3 separate regions of the Homo sapiens genome follow, and all the other regions are linked to region 3. The links are chromatin contacts, found by Hi-C or POLR2A ChIA-PET in ENCODE. All regions are on one chromosome and are shown on one strand. The core of a region is the stretch at or near the end of the contact, and the rest is flanking DNA. Distances in the headings are between cores, read along the strand shown.

The links. A loop is a pair of places that touch in the nucleus more often than their neighbours do. ChIA-PET counts read pairs that join two places held with the same protein, here RNA polymerase II (POLR2A). Pooled maps may share reads with other maps.
Region 1: a pooled map of heart left ventricle shows a loop between it and region 3 (2.6-fold over the local background). The contact joins two enhancer-like sites. A Hi-C loop is called at or near these places in 1 of 168 maps with a recorded cell type or tissue (endothelial cell of umbilical vein) and 6 of 50 pooled maps.
Region 2: a map of pancreas shows a loop between it and region 3 (4-fold over the local background). The contact joins two enhancer-like sites. A Hi-C loop is called at or near these places in 8 of 168 maps with a recorded cell type or tissue (chondrocyte, dorsolateral prefrontal cortex, ovary and 3 more) and 3 of 50 pooled maps. POLR2A ChIA-PET finds 5 or more read pairs at or near these places in 3 of 52 experiments (AG04449, activated B cell and activated T-cell).

Annotation. Positions count from the first base shown.
Region 1 is chr2:64,399,279-64,403,914 of GRCh38, reverse strand. All of the region lies in intron 1 of LGALSL-DT (LGALSL divergent transcript), which reads left to right. Among named protein-coding and RNA genes, the nearest start is that of LGALSL, 53 kb to the left of the region's middle. Within about 2 kb of position 2,999, at least 7 of the 41 ENCODE cell types and tissues checked have a DNase peak (open chromatin) inside an H3K27ac peak, as active enhancers do.
Region 2 is chr2:64,502,961-64,507,526 of GRCh38, reverse strand. No RefSeq gene overlaps it. Among named protein-coding and RNA genes, the nearest start is that of LINC01805, 19 kb to the right of the region's middle. Within about 2 kb of position 2,431, at least 2 of the 41 ENCODE cell types and tissues checked have a DNase peak (open chromatin) inside an H3K27ac peak, as active enhancers do.
Region 3 is chr2:64,050,330-64,054,988 of GRCh38, reverse strand. No RefSeq gene overlaps it. Among named protein-coding and RNA genes, the nearest start is that of VPS54, 33 kb to the right of the region's middle. Within about 2 kb of position 2,393, at least 2 of the 41 ENCODE cell types and tissues checked have a DNase peak (open chromatin) inside an H3K27ac peak, as active enhancers do.

The DNA of each region.
Region 1 (4,636 bases), core at 1,750-4,249, 350 kb before region 3:
TCTCTCCTAGGATGGGGCTGGGAAACTCACTTTTTCTCCTGCTAAGCTCCTTCTCAGTCCATTAGAGCCAGAGGGCCAATAGGGGCCTCTTCGTGCTTTGTAGGCTAGAGGGTGTAAAGAACCTAGATGTGCAGGAAATCTGCTCTGGCTGATCAGGCAGGTGAACTCGGGGAGGGAGAGCTCTAAGGGAGGACCAAATGAGACAGTGGAGATGGCGGCTCGGCTTCAGCTCACCCCTGCTGGAGCATTCTTAGTGATCACAAAACCCACACTACTGCCTCGCTGATACCATAATGTGCAACCATGCCTTTTACTTTACAAATTTCAGGCACTGGCCTTTGGAGATAACAAGGTTGTGAAGTGTCCCACTTCGGGAAGGAATGCTAACAATTGAGTTACCGCCTTGTTGCCACTGACCAGAGCATCAGGTGGTCCATTACTCAAGATAACCGTGGCAACCAGATATGCTGACCCTCATCCCCTACCCTCAGGTGCTTTGCCCAGCCCACCCTGTATACCTCATGCCCCATGTTAATTCCTGCGCTTTGCCTAATAAAAAAGCAGGGCTCTTTTGGGGGAGTAAGTCAGGGAATTCTCTCTCTGTCTCTGTCTCTGTCTCTCTCTCTCTCTCTCTCGCTGCCTCTTTTATGTCCAGGCATAAGCTCCAGTGAAGCCTTGTTTGGAAAAACTCTTTGGGCCTTGTGTGAATTTCTATTGCATTGAGAGCCCAAGAATCATGGTTGGTAATGTGAGGGGCCTTATTGAGGGGGGGCAAGTCATTCCACATTTTCCAAATGAGACCGAAGTGGATACACAGACTAACAATAACTGCAGTGACTCATTCTCCTTTCCAGAACCTCAACTCACAGCTGTCCCCAGTGGCTTTGTGGCATTTCACAACAGTTTTGACTTTAGAACCTCTCTCACCTTGGCCCCCACTCCAGAGCCAAAGGAACCCCCACATCTCAGGAAGTAGGTTATGAATCTGGGATACCCTGGAAGCCCAGATGCAAAACCCATATTAGGGAGGAGGAAATGGGGAAAATGAATGTTTTTTAAAGCCACCTTCTACACAAGCCTCCCCAAGAAGGGTGGATCATCTTTGCTGCTATAGGAACTCTTATTCATTGCTGGTGGAGGGTCCAAAGAGATAATGTTAAAGTATTGATTTGAGCTGAAGGAGTGAATTATGCTAATAATTAGATTATTAATCCTTTTACAAATCTAACACTATCCAATTATTTTAACAAAGATGAAGGAGAAACTAATGAGTGTTCCATAATATCAGTATTGGACAACGTAGCTTTAGAGCTTTATGGTCACAGAAAAGGAAAAAAAATTGAATTTGTATACATTTTAAGAGAAATGATAAGGCGATTAATAAATGACTTTGATCATAAATGTATATTATATCAGGATAAAGTTCTTTAGGGAAAGAGGAGTGGAAATACAAACTCAAGGAGAAAAAAGGAATAATGTAAAATTTCTGACTGTTAAAGAAGAGCTTGTTCGTGATTTTTTTTAAAAAAATGGAACATATTAAATTGCTAAAACATTCCAATTCTATTTTGATACATTTAAATAGTGGCTTATAGTTATTCCAAAATGTTTAACTGTTAAAATGTTAAAAGATTTCAAATTTACAGTAAAATGTAACATTTTTCAGCTATTTAAACTCAAAATGAGATTTAAAATACCAACACAAAAATTTTAAGGCATCCCTTCAGAGTAGAGGAGGAAAAAAAAACTGTCAAAGGGGATATATAATGTTCCAACATTATTTTAGGGGACATGCAATGCAAGCAAAATACTTGAAGACTCCTGAGCTGGACAGCATTTGTGTTCTTTTCAACTCTTTGGATTTTGTGGATGGGGTCTAAGAGGTTACTCTGGTGAGTGGGCACTGCAAAGAGCAGGACACCTATCTCCAAATGTAAAGGTTCACTTACAACCAAGTCTCCAAACAAAACAAAGTAGAAACAAGCCAACAAATAAAACCCACCATCTCCTTCTCTTATACACACACACACACACACACACACAGAGCAGACCCCCCAAGCCCCCCAGTAGTTGTTCCAGTATAGGCCGTTCATCAACCTGTGAAAACATGAGCTTCGTTAGCAACAGGGCATGGTCTGATCCCTGGGAAATCTCTGGAGCTGGGAGTGGCCTCAAAGAGGATCATTAAAGATCAAAAACCCCACTTGAAGTTGTTTGTTCTGCTGCAGTGTAAATCCTCTTGGCTGAGCAGCCCTTGACAGAGTCTGCTGCCTAAACAGAAGTCTTAGACGGGTGTTTGGTTTGTTTTCTGTGGAAATCAAGGCAAAGGTCTGAGTTCCACATCTGAGTGCAGACCCAGGACAGTGTACACGGGATGGCAAAGTGACTCAAACTGAAAGAACTCAGTGGAAGCAGAAACTAGGAGCCAGAGGTGAGAACATAAGCCTCCCCACCCCCAAATGGAGAATATGGAGACATCCTGGGGACAGTGGCCTTTCCAGGCACGTAGAGGGTTCATGAGCTTGCATTTTGTCATGCATGAGGAGCCCAGCTTGCTTATATTCAGCTCTGCGTGGATTCCTCGTGCTGTTGTCCTACTCCAGGTGTCAGGAATAGCTCAGCCCTTCCCAGAGGCAGCAAGAGAGCAAGAAGGACAGAGGAGACTGAGCTGGCAGGTCTCTAAATGACCTCAAGTCACCACAGCCACTGGTGCTGAAGGAAATGGGAAAATAGTCTCGTGACCCAGCGAGTGCTTCCCATGCAGGTGAGCGCTGACAGTGGGAGACAGGGGTGTATCATCCTGGCAAGAGAGCAGAGGGGAGAGGAGAGGACTCCTCATGCTGTGGGAGCTGGAATCCTGGCTTGGCTGCCCTGAGTCAGCCTTCAATAGCCAGAGCCAGACCTCCCCTTCCTAGCAGGGCCCTGCCCAGATCAGGTGGCCGGGAGGGGCTGTTGCTCAGCCCTAATCCTGGGATCAACCCCAGGAAGTGGTAGCAGGACCCAGGTGGCCTTGGACCATTTCAAAGACTGGCATCAGATGTTTATCAGCTAGTATTTGTACAAGGCCCAGGCTGAGGATGCATAAGAGACTGTGAAAAATGTCAGGAAAGCGAAAACAGCTTTCTGTAAATAGGGCTCAGACCCTGGGCAAGGTGCTATGTCTCCCCTTGGGGCTTTGGTGAAGGAAAACGCAAACATTAATCCAGAGTGAGAGAAAGAAACAGACACCACCTTGTAGGAAGATGGAGGACTGACTCCAGGAAACTCCAAGAGACGGGATGCAAAGAGAGGCAGGGTCTGTGTTTTACTTTTTCTTTGAATGTTCTGCAGTCTGTCATCTCTGGAGGCCTCAGAACCTGGTGTCACATTACAGGGTGAATGCCAGGGACAAGCTAAAGAGAGGTAAGAACCCACAGCAGTGTTAATGGCCACTGTGGGAGAATTCTGGAGATCTTACACTATAAGGGACAGGGAAACATTCATACATTTAATAAACATTAAATCTCTGATAAAAACCTATAAAACCAATCATTTTCAACTTGTATTTTAATGTAACTCACATGACCTTTACCTACATGACTCACCCCTATGCACATTGCGAGATTTGGCCACAACTGTCAAATTTGTTTGCAATTCCCAGCTCCCAAACCCTAACTTCACCTCTTCCTCTCTAGCTTAGGAGGAAAGAAAGAATGCATGTAAGTAAGAGCATTGTTATTATAGGGTGACCTTGAATTGCTCTAATTCATTAAAACGGTGAATTCTTTGCAAAATTGAGAGATGAAGTGAGGCTGCATCTCTTTTATGTGTCCTGTGAGTTTGGCTCTAGCCTCATCTCCCCTCTGGCAAGAATGGCTTTCTCTCTTTCCCAGGGTCATTTCCCTGTGATGAGCCCAAGAAGTCCAGGTTACCAGGATGCTTATGAGAAAGCCAAGGGTCAGTCCTTGTCTCCTGGGCTACTGGAACCATCTCAGATGCATGCCTGGAGGCTGTGGGGCTCCTCAGCCCCTGCCATGCCCAGGGGGTCCCAGACCGCTGCCAGAGGCAGAGGGACTGGGGCTTGGACAGCCAGGAAAGTCCTTCCACACACTGTAGCTGCAGTTGAAATTCCACAGCCCCATTTGAGCCCCAGAGCTTGTCCTGGTCACTCTCACCTCCTCTACACTCCTGATGCTGGGACTTCCTTTGCTGCTGATCATGGAGTTTGTGGCTAGCTCTGGTCACAGCTAGCAGCCATGGTATATATCCTACTGACAATTGTCCTTTCAGCACAAGACACGGCAATCCCTGCCTTCTTTCAATGCTATGCTCAGCTAAGGAGCTGCCACTCAAATGGAATGGCAGAGCCACTTACCCAGGGCATGATCTGCCTATGAGAGCATGTGGGGACTGATCTCATGCCTACCCCTCACAGACTGAGGACCACAGTCTCCTTCTTCCCCTACCTTCCATACCCCAAGCCCACACCCAGTTCCTAACCCAGAATGGGTGACATGTCTTTCAAGGAGGTAAGCTCCTCTGAGTTACCTTAGAAACAAAGTCCTTGGAAGCCACCTTGCAGACAAAGGGTTGTGACTTAATTTTTGAGAACTGCTGAACTTGAAGCTGGGCCCTCAGCAGAAATGTCTTCTCTGTC
Region 2 (4,566 bases), core at 1,182-3,681, 450 kb before region 3:
TCCAGGTTGGGTGTTTGCCAAAGATGGATAGCCTCTATTTTCCCCGCGAGTGCTTTGTTTGGATCAGTGTTCCAGGTGACACAAGGCCCTTCCTCCCCTGTAGCTCCCAAAGGAGTTCCTGGAGTGGGCTGAGGCAAGGCTGAATTTTGGGTTGTACTAAGGTATAAAAGAGAACTGATTAAATCCATGCACTAAGGAACTCGAGGTGGCGGTTCTCAGCTCCTGGCTGGTGAGCCTTCTCCTTACTTTTTATCATGAGGTTCATATAAATAGCAAAGGCATGTTTTAAAATTCTGAATCTGACATATTTTTATCCCCACAAAAATCTATTTGTATTTTTTAGTTTTATATTACATAATTAAAAATAGAAATTAAATTATAAAAATGCAAAAAGCCAAGAAATGTATTTTCTCAGATAATAGATTATAATATAAAACAATACAAAAAAGGGAAAAATGTCTCCTACCCCAAATACACAATTCCACCTTCTCAGCCATTACCAATGTTAGCATCTTGATAACATAAAAATTCCTGTGGTGTATTTTTTTAAGGTATGAAATGGGTGTCTCCCTATGCTGTCCAGGCTAGAGTGCAGTGGCCAATCCCAGCTCACTGCAGCCTCAAACTCCTGGGCTCAAGGGATACTCCTACTTAGCCTGCCAAGTAGCTGGGATTACAGATGCACGCTACTGAGCCCAGCTACTTGTGTGTGCGTGTGTATTTATAGACTTTTTTTGCCTATATAAACATATATAAACATTTTTAACATTAAAAGTAAGTAATACTATTAATATTACTTCATGACTTGCTTTTTTTCTATTGGACAGATGTTAGGTATCTTTTTCCATGTAAGTACTATAAATGAAAACCGATTGAAGCCTCTTTAGTGGCTGTATTGTATTTAATTGAATGGAAATACCTAATTAATGTAACTAGTCTCCTATTGAGGCATATTTACGTGTCAATTTTAGATATAATAAATAGCATTGCAACATTTACACCAGTGCACGTTTGAGGATGTGTGCCGCCACTACCTAAAATGGAAATTACAAGATCAAAGGATGTGAATATTTTGGATGATCTACACTTGAAGTTCTTAAAACTAGGTGGAATAAATTGCCTTGTGACTGTCAGACTATAAAGTCAGTACACTATGGATTAAAGCAGAAATTCATGAAGCCATCCTCAAAAGAGTTGGAATAGATCTTAATATGATTAAAGACACAAACGTATCACACTGAGCGATATGTCACTCAGAAAAGGGTTCGTCAACAATGGAAGCATGAAAAACAGAGAGTAAGAGAAGCAAACACAGCATGACCTTGTCCAAGGAAGAGAAAAATGTGGCTCTCAACCATGTGATTAAACTGGTCTTTTTTATTATTATTATTATTATTATTATTATTTTACAGTGGAGAAGGAAGCATCAAACTTTTATAGCTTGACGACACTTCAACTGACTCTTCCCACACACTAAGCTACCTTCTGAAGATTATTCCTCTTACTCTCTGTTTTCCATGCTTCCATTGCTGATCAACCATTTTCTGAGTGATATATCGCTCAGTGTGGTATGTTTGTATGTTTAATCATATTAAGACCTATTCTGACTCTTTTGAGGATGGCTTCATGTATATCTGCTTTAACCCATAGTGTACTGATTTTATAGTCCGACACTCATAAGGCAATTTATTCCACCTAGTGTAAGTACAGTTCTATGGTAAGGAACAGTTAGAAGTGAACTATGTAGGGCTCCATGTATACACAGGTATATAGCTCCTAAATGTAATGTTGAGTGGAAAAGTTGCTAAAGGGTACACACACTATGATACTTTATATATAATGCCTGAAAACCTGCAATATCATTGATCACTCAGGGATATTTATGTATTTTATCAAAGCATGAAGACATACCTGAAAATGATAAACATAAAATTCAGGATGATGGTTTTCATTGGCAGTGGATCAAAGAGGGAAGTGTAATCACAGAAAGGTTACACAAGAGGCTTTATAAAGTTTTACATGTTTAGACTTGATGGTAGATACATGGATGTTCCTCGTATTACTCTCTGGGCCTTTTTGCTCTTTTGAATGTTTTCATAAAGAAAGAATAAACAATAAGAAGGTTTAGTCTGGCAGGAGCATAGGATGTGAGGCGGCCATTGGAAGAGGTATGGTAGAGCGGGGCAGGGTCAGCTCAGAAGGACCGTGCAGTAGCTTTGCACCTGAAGATCCCGAGAGGCCCCTGAGGAGGTTTAGCGGTGGTGTGGAGACTGTCTTGGAGGCGGGGTGACGAGTCAGATGGATGCTGCACGACTCAAGTGGGAGACAACAGTGAGTGGGCTACACTCGGAATACAGAAGAAAGGACAGAGTGAAACTGTCAGCTCATGTTGCCTCAGTGCTTCCTCCTTTCTTTCTCAGGCTCCTTTGCCAAGTGGCTTCTGGAGAACTTCCGCTAATGGGAGGCACTGTGAGAGGATGGAGCGGGGAACGAAGAAGCCTGGGTATTCCTTCCTCTCCCCATTTCTCTGCTTCCAGTGGCCTCTCCAACAGGGACTGTGCCTCCTTCACATCCACCTCCCGTGAGACAGCTCCTCTGCCGGTGCAGCCAGTTCTCACCAGGGAGCCCTGGCTTCTGGGCACGGGTAATAAGTTTGTCCCATCAGCCTAGAGCAGGTGACAACTTCCAATTGTTGCTGATGCCTGGGTCACATCATTGACCCCTGCTCTGCATCTCAGCTCTTCCAACACCCTGGTAGCTGGTTCTCTGTGTTAAATCTCCCGTTGATCTCTGTCTGGACCCTGACTGAGACATACACTTTTTGGATGCTTTATATTTTGTCTTCTGTGGGAAACAGAGGCATGGTGGCTAAATGAGCAGGGCTGTGGCCTCACAAGTACTAAGGCAGCTAGAGGCTACTAGAGGCACCTGAAGCTCTGACTGAGGTACTTTCTTCACAAATGGTGGAAACTCCTGAGAAGACATGGCTTCTTCCATGGATATCAATGACTGCCATCAGGCCAGCCAGGCAGACTCAGTCATCAATTGGGCCCACCATTAAAATCAGCTTTCCTGTTTGAGGAGACGCTAATTCTTCTTTGGAAGGACACAGCAGCAGTGGGGAATCAGGGTGAGGACTAAAGCTTTTACAAAGCAGTTACTTTTTATGATTGGTCTCTATCATTTATTTATTTTTGAGACAGAGTCTTACTCTGTCACTCACTGCACCTCTGCTTCCTGGGTTCATACGATTCTCCTGCCTCCTGAGTAGCTGGGATTACAGATGTGCCCGGCGAATTTCTGTATTTTTAGTAGAGATAGGGTTTTACCATGTTGGCCAGGCTGGTCTGGAACTCCTGACCTCAAGTGATCCGCCTGCCTTGGCCTCTCAAAGTGCTGGGATCACAGGCGTGAGCCACCACACCCGGCCTGATCTCTACTATTTTTAAAAATTATTTTTGTGGTTACAAATTAAAACACATTTATTTACGCCTTTTGGAAAATATAGAAAATATATTTAAATTAGAAACAACAACAGAACTCTCCAGGAGTTTATCTCCCCTTATGAAGGGAATCAGTTTACATTAAATGAAATCTGTGAAACAAATAACTCGGATCTAAAATATTTTGCTTATTCCATCTTCTGTTGTAAGTCATCTGTTTTTGCTTATAAGGAAGCTGAAGTGAGAACCTAATGAACTAAACAAAAAGCTTTTGACAGCTGACTATTGGAATGGGGTGAAGGTCTCGAATGAGGATAAACATGTGTGCTGATATCCATCAAGATACAGATTTCTCTGTTGTCATTAATTATGAAGGGATAAGGACACCATTGTTGTCAAATTGTTTTTCTGCAGGGCCTTATCCATGTAAAATGTAAACCTGTTACATCTGCATGAATTGAAAGGCTTGTGATAAAGGCTTAGCCAGTCATGAAAGGTAATTTTAGCAGATGGTAATGGCTCAAAAATTACCTCTTATTAGTCACATGAAGATATATACATATTAAGTTCAAAGCATTTTTCTTCTTCTTTCCCTCCTTTCCCTGAGTTTCTCTTCTTTAAGACCATACTATGTGACCTCTGGTGTTTTAGGCAGCAAACACCAGCTCAATTATTTTCCTTTTGCAGTGGCTTTAAAATAAAGTTCTTCTGACAGTTTATAAACCTAATATTCGATGAGAAGTTTTGTTTCTTCCACAGTGGCTAAAAAAAATATTCCAAGCTGAAAAACTGGCTTTAGAAAGTGGTGATCACACCAAAATACTCCCATGATTTTCAGGGTAGCCAGTAGGATGTCCCCGAAGTAGTTCCTCTCCCCACAGCACCTGCTCTCTCTGTCTCTCTTGCCCTTTCTTTTCCCTTCCTCATTCTTTCTTCCAAGCCTGCCTTCTCCCAGCCTCCCTGCACCTGAACTGGCTCTGGTTCTCCTACTCCTCCACGTCCACCGTTAGACTCACCCAGTGTGTATACTCAATCCAAACCAGCAAGGCAAGTAGCTCGGACCTTAGCCAAGTCAGACTACCTGTTTTTCTGCAGGCATACTCTTGGTGGGGGTGGGTCTCAG
Region 3 (4,659 bases), core at 1,144-3,643:
GTAAACATCTGTGCAACTAGCAACTCAAGGATCATCCATCTAGCTGGTTCTTCCGGGTCTCTGGGGACACTTGAGCAAAGCACACATCCATGAGATGCCAGAGGGTAGAAATAAAACAGAGTGAAGGATACCCTTGTAAACTCAATTCCATAAACCAAAGCCTAAATACGGCCTCATTTATGAAACTAGAAGTGCAGTGTAAAACCAAGAATAAAGAGATTGCAGTGTCAGATCAGTGACCCTAGCGTGGTTATTTCCATCAAACAAAATGGAAAGTTATCTAACAATGAAGCACAGAAAAGAGAAAACAAACAGGTAGCTCTGCGTCATCTGCAAAGACAATGTAGTTGGTAAAGTCAGATTATTTGGCATAATCAGGCAATATAAAATGTATATATGTACATATATATATATATATACAATTTTTAAAGTGAGTTGATCTTAGGATTTTGTTCACTTCAAATTGCTTTCAGCCAAACAGGAAACACAAAAGAGCCCGGTTTGATTCCAGAACTCTTCCTTTTTAAGGCTGCCAGGTCTGTCCTCTTGCAGGGAATGAAAGTGAACAAGGCTGAATATTTCTCTGTGTTTCTGAGAAGGGCTTGTCTGACCCAAGTCCTTGCACCTGCATGCACCACCTGTGGCATGAGTCTGTTGCCCTTTTTCAGTTTGTTCTTTCTTGTCTCCAACTGTCTGCCTAGACAGATGACTGCTGGTAATTCACATGTTTTTCCTTCTCCTTAGCTTTAATACTATAGCCACTCCACTTAAATTACACTCCAAGGTAAGCAGGAATTGGTTTTAAATGGAACCCTGAGAGATGGGGAAGTGAGGAAGGTGGGGGATGACTTCTTGATTCCTTGGTGCTGTATTATCACTTGATTCTTCCTCTGAGTTATCTTTTGTACTTAAAATTCCTTTATTTCGCCATTAAAGTGAGTGAGCCTATAAACTGTACTCACTCTGGATACTTAGGTATTTGAAAATGTTTTTGGCTACCATTTCATTTGGCTAGCATTTTATAGTGGACTCACCTACAGATTTAACTAAAAGTCTAAGATACCCTGTAGCAGCACATCAATTTAGGGAAAACTAGCTTTAAAATGTATAGAAACTTAAGAGTACATAACTTTAAAAGTATATAAAGACATACTACTAAACTAAAACGATCACAAAATCTTAGAATTTTGTAGGAGAAAAGAACCTTAGCAAGCACTGACCAGTTTTCAGCCTCTTTTTTTTTTTTCTGCCTCCATACTGCTTATATTTGCAAATTCTCAGTAACATGGCTTCTACTTAATGAGTCTCACCTGGGAGAACAAACATGCACTGTAGCTTGAAAAGATCACCTCTCTCTTTCCCCATGCCAAGTTTATTAGTTTTCAGAGACCATTTGTTGCTAATTGATGATAAAAGTAATATTGTGATTCATGACTTTCCCTGTTTTTTATCTACCAGCCTGTGCCTCACTTTGAACTGTGCGACATAAGACAGGACCGTGGCTGGGCACGGTGCCTTAAGCCAATAATCCCAGCACTTTGGCAGGCCAAGGCGGGCAGATCACGTGAGGTCGGGAGTTCAAGACCAGCCTGACCAACATGGAGAAACCCCATCTCTACTAAAAATACAAAATTAGCTGGGTGTGGTGGCACATGCCTGTAATCCCAGCTACTCAGGAGGCTGAGGCAGGAGAATCGCTTGAACCTGGGAGGCGGAGGTTGCAGTGAGCTGAGATGGAGCCATTACATGCCAGCCTGGGCAACAGAGCGAGACTCCATCTCAAAAAAATAAAAATAAAAAAAATTTAAAAGACAGGGCCATGAACACAAAACAACTGTGTCTCCATCTGCAGAGAAGCACTGAGTATCTGGACATTGTTTAGTGTCCTTTTTAACCTTATAATTAAATTCCACACTTCCCCTGCTATTGTTTAAAGTATTTAGCACTCAACCAAATGTATTTTTATTGGCTATTAGTACTAAAGTAGTTACTATCTTATCAAAAGCCTATTAACAAAAGCCAAGGCACAATTTTTTCCCATGCAGTCTCTGGCTTTGATTTTTTAAAAAAAATTTTTTAGACATATTCATGTAGAAAAGTTACAGAATACGGATGAATAGAAAAACAGTTTTTCTTAATCTCACCACCTAGAGAAAAGAGCATCTCCCATGTACACTTCTAGTCTTCATTTTCATCTTAAGAATATTTTACTTAAAAAATGTCACCCAAACAGACTTGTGTCTACAAAGGTGAGCTTCTGAGAAACCAACTTCCCTTGTGCAGCAGCAGACTCTGCTTTAGAGGGAAGGAAGCGGCTCACATCCTGACTAACAGGGGGTCATTGTTACTCTCTCAGAATTGGCATAATGCCTTCTTCTTCAGCCAGAAAGACAATTATGTGACAGAAAATCTAAGAGGTGGGCCTGCCTTAGGGAAAAGTGGCTTAAAAGCAAATTTGACTCACATAAAGAGAGTGCTAGGTATTTTCCTTGCTTGCTTTCTCTGTAATTGTTACAGCCCAGAAAGACATGGGTTTGAGTCCCAGTTATTCCTTACAAGCCAGGTAACCTTGGATAAGTTACTAAAGTCCCTCTCTGCTACAGTTTCCTCATTTGTTAAATAGGAACAATAATAGTACCAACTTGACTGAGTTCTTGCAAAGACCAGCAAGTTACGTAGGGGCCAAGGGAGAGCTTTCCTCGTGGCCCTCAGAAGGTTTGCTGAAAAACCAACTCAAAAAAGGTAGACTAATTGGAGAAAAGACATTCAAATTTATTTAACGGGAATACACAAGAGCCTTCAGAATGAAGACCAAAACACGCAGGGGAAATTGTCATTTTTATGCTTAGGTTCAACAAAGTATGGCCAGCTGTATAGGAACATGACTGGACAAAAAGGGTAAGATCTAATGGCCGGAGTGGGGAAACCCAGCAAGGCCTGTCCGTCTAGATTCTTCTTGGCGTCTCTGAGCACGCATTCCTTCCTTCTGGGTGTGGGACAGGACCCTCTCTGGAACCAGGGTCTTATGTCCTACAGTCAAATAAGGGAGGTCAGATAATTTCTTCATGGCCAGTTTTTATACAGAAAGGTGGAGGGAAAGTTAGAGTAAAATTGTAGGTTTTATGACTAGCTTTGGGTAAAGGGGTTCTGGTTTCTATGACCCACCTTCGGGAAGAGGGATTCTAGTTTCTGCGGCTGGCCTCAGTGGAGAAAGGATTAAGAGACAGGAGGGCAGGAGAAGGTCAAAGAAAAACTTCTGTTTCTGAGGTTGCTTTCTGAGGTCTTTGTTTTAGGGTATTGTTTTCCGAGCCCAAACAGTTCAACAGAGTTTTTAGTGCCTGGCCTGCAGTAGTAAAAAGGTTTCAACAAATGTCAGCAGCGTTACTGTGGTTGTGGATCAGTATGAGGATTATATGAGATACTCTATTTGAAACTCCTGCCACACTTAGGAATTAGTATTTCAATAATTAGCATTACAGGGAGGGTTTGTTCTTAACTACTCACCTTTTCACTTGGCCACACTCCCTGTTTTTTTCTTCTAGTCCACTGCTATCTGGTAGCAGTTTCTGTGATGATAAAAATGGTCAATTATCCGTGCTGTCCAACATGGTAGACGCTAGTCACATGTGGCTGTTGAGCTCTTGAAATGTGGCTAGTGCAACTTAGGAACTGAATTTTTCATTTCAATTTTAATTAATTTCAATAGTCCCACCTAGTCCCTTGATTTCTGTCTGCTCCTATCCCTGTCTAATCACCCATATTTCCTTTAGGCATAAAGTAGATTCATCTATAGGGACTTCGGTCAATCTCTACTCATTTACGCTAAGTTTTGAATAATGTTTTCTACATAGCACTTTATTGATAAATTATACATACAATCCTACCATTAAGAAATCAGAAACAGACCTGGCACAGTGGCTTATACCTGTAATCCCAACACTTTGGGAGGCCGAGGCAAGTGGATCTCTTGAGGTCAGGAGTTCAAGACCAGCCTGACCAACATGGTGAAACCCCGTCTCTAATAAAAATACAGAAAACTCCTATGGGCATGGTGGTGAGCGCCTGTAGTCCCAGTTACTTGGGAGGCTGAGGCACGAGAATCACTTGAACCTGGAAGGCGAAGGTTGCAATGAGCCAAGATCATGCCACTGCACTGCAGCCTGGGTGACAGAGTGTGACCTTGTCTCAAAAAAATTAAAATTAACAAAAAATTAAAAAAGACAAAAAAGAATTCAGAAACAAATTGGATGTATTTCCAGCATCAAGCTTCTCCACCAAGTCTGCCTTTCCTTTTATTAAGCACTTTGCAAATTTGAATGCAAGTAACTGAATAACCTTAAGAAAACCATTTGGCAGATTAGTTTAAAAGGCTGCGGCCAGGCGCAGTGGTTCAAGCCTGTAGTCCCAGCACTTTGGGAGCCTGAGGCGGGCGGATCACGAGGTCAGGAGATCAAGACCATCCTGGCTAACACGGTGAAACCCCATCTCTACTAAAAATACAAAAAAATTAGCCGGGCATGGTGGTGGGCGCCTGTAGTCCCAGCTACATTGGGAGGCTGAGGCAGGAGGATGGCGTGAACCCGGGAGGTGGAGCTTGCAGTGAGCCAAGATTGCGCCATGGCATTCCAGCCTGGGTGACAGAGCAAGACTCCATCTCAA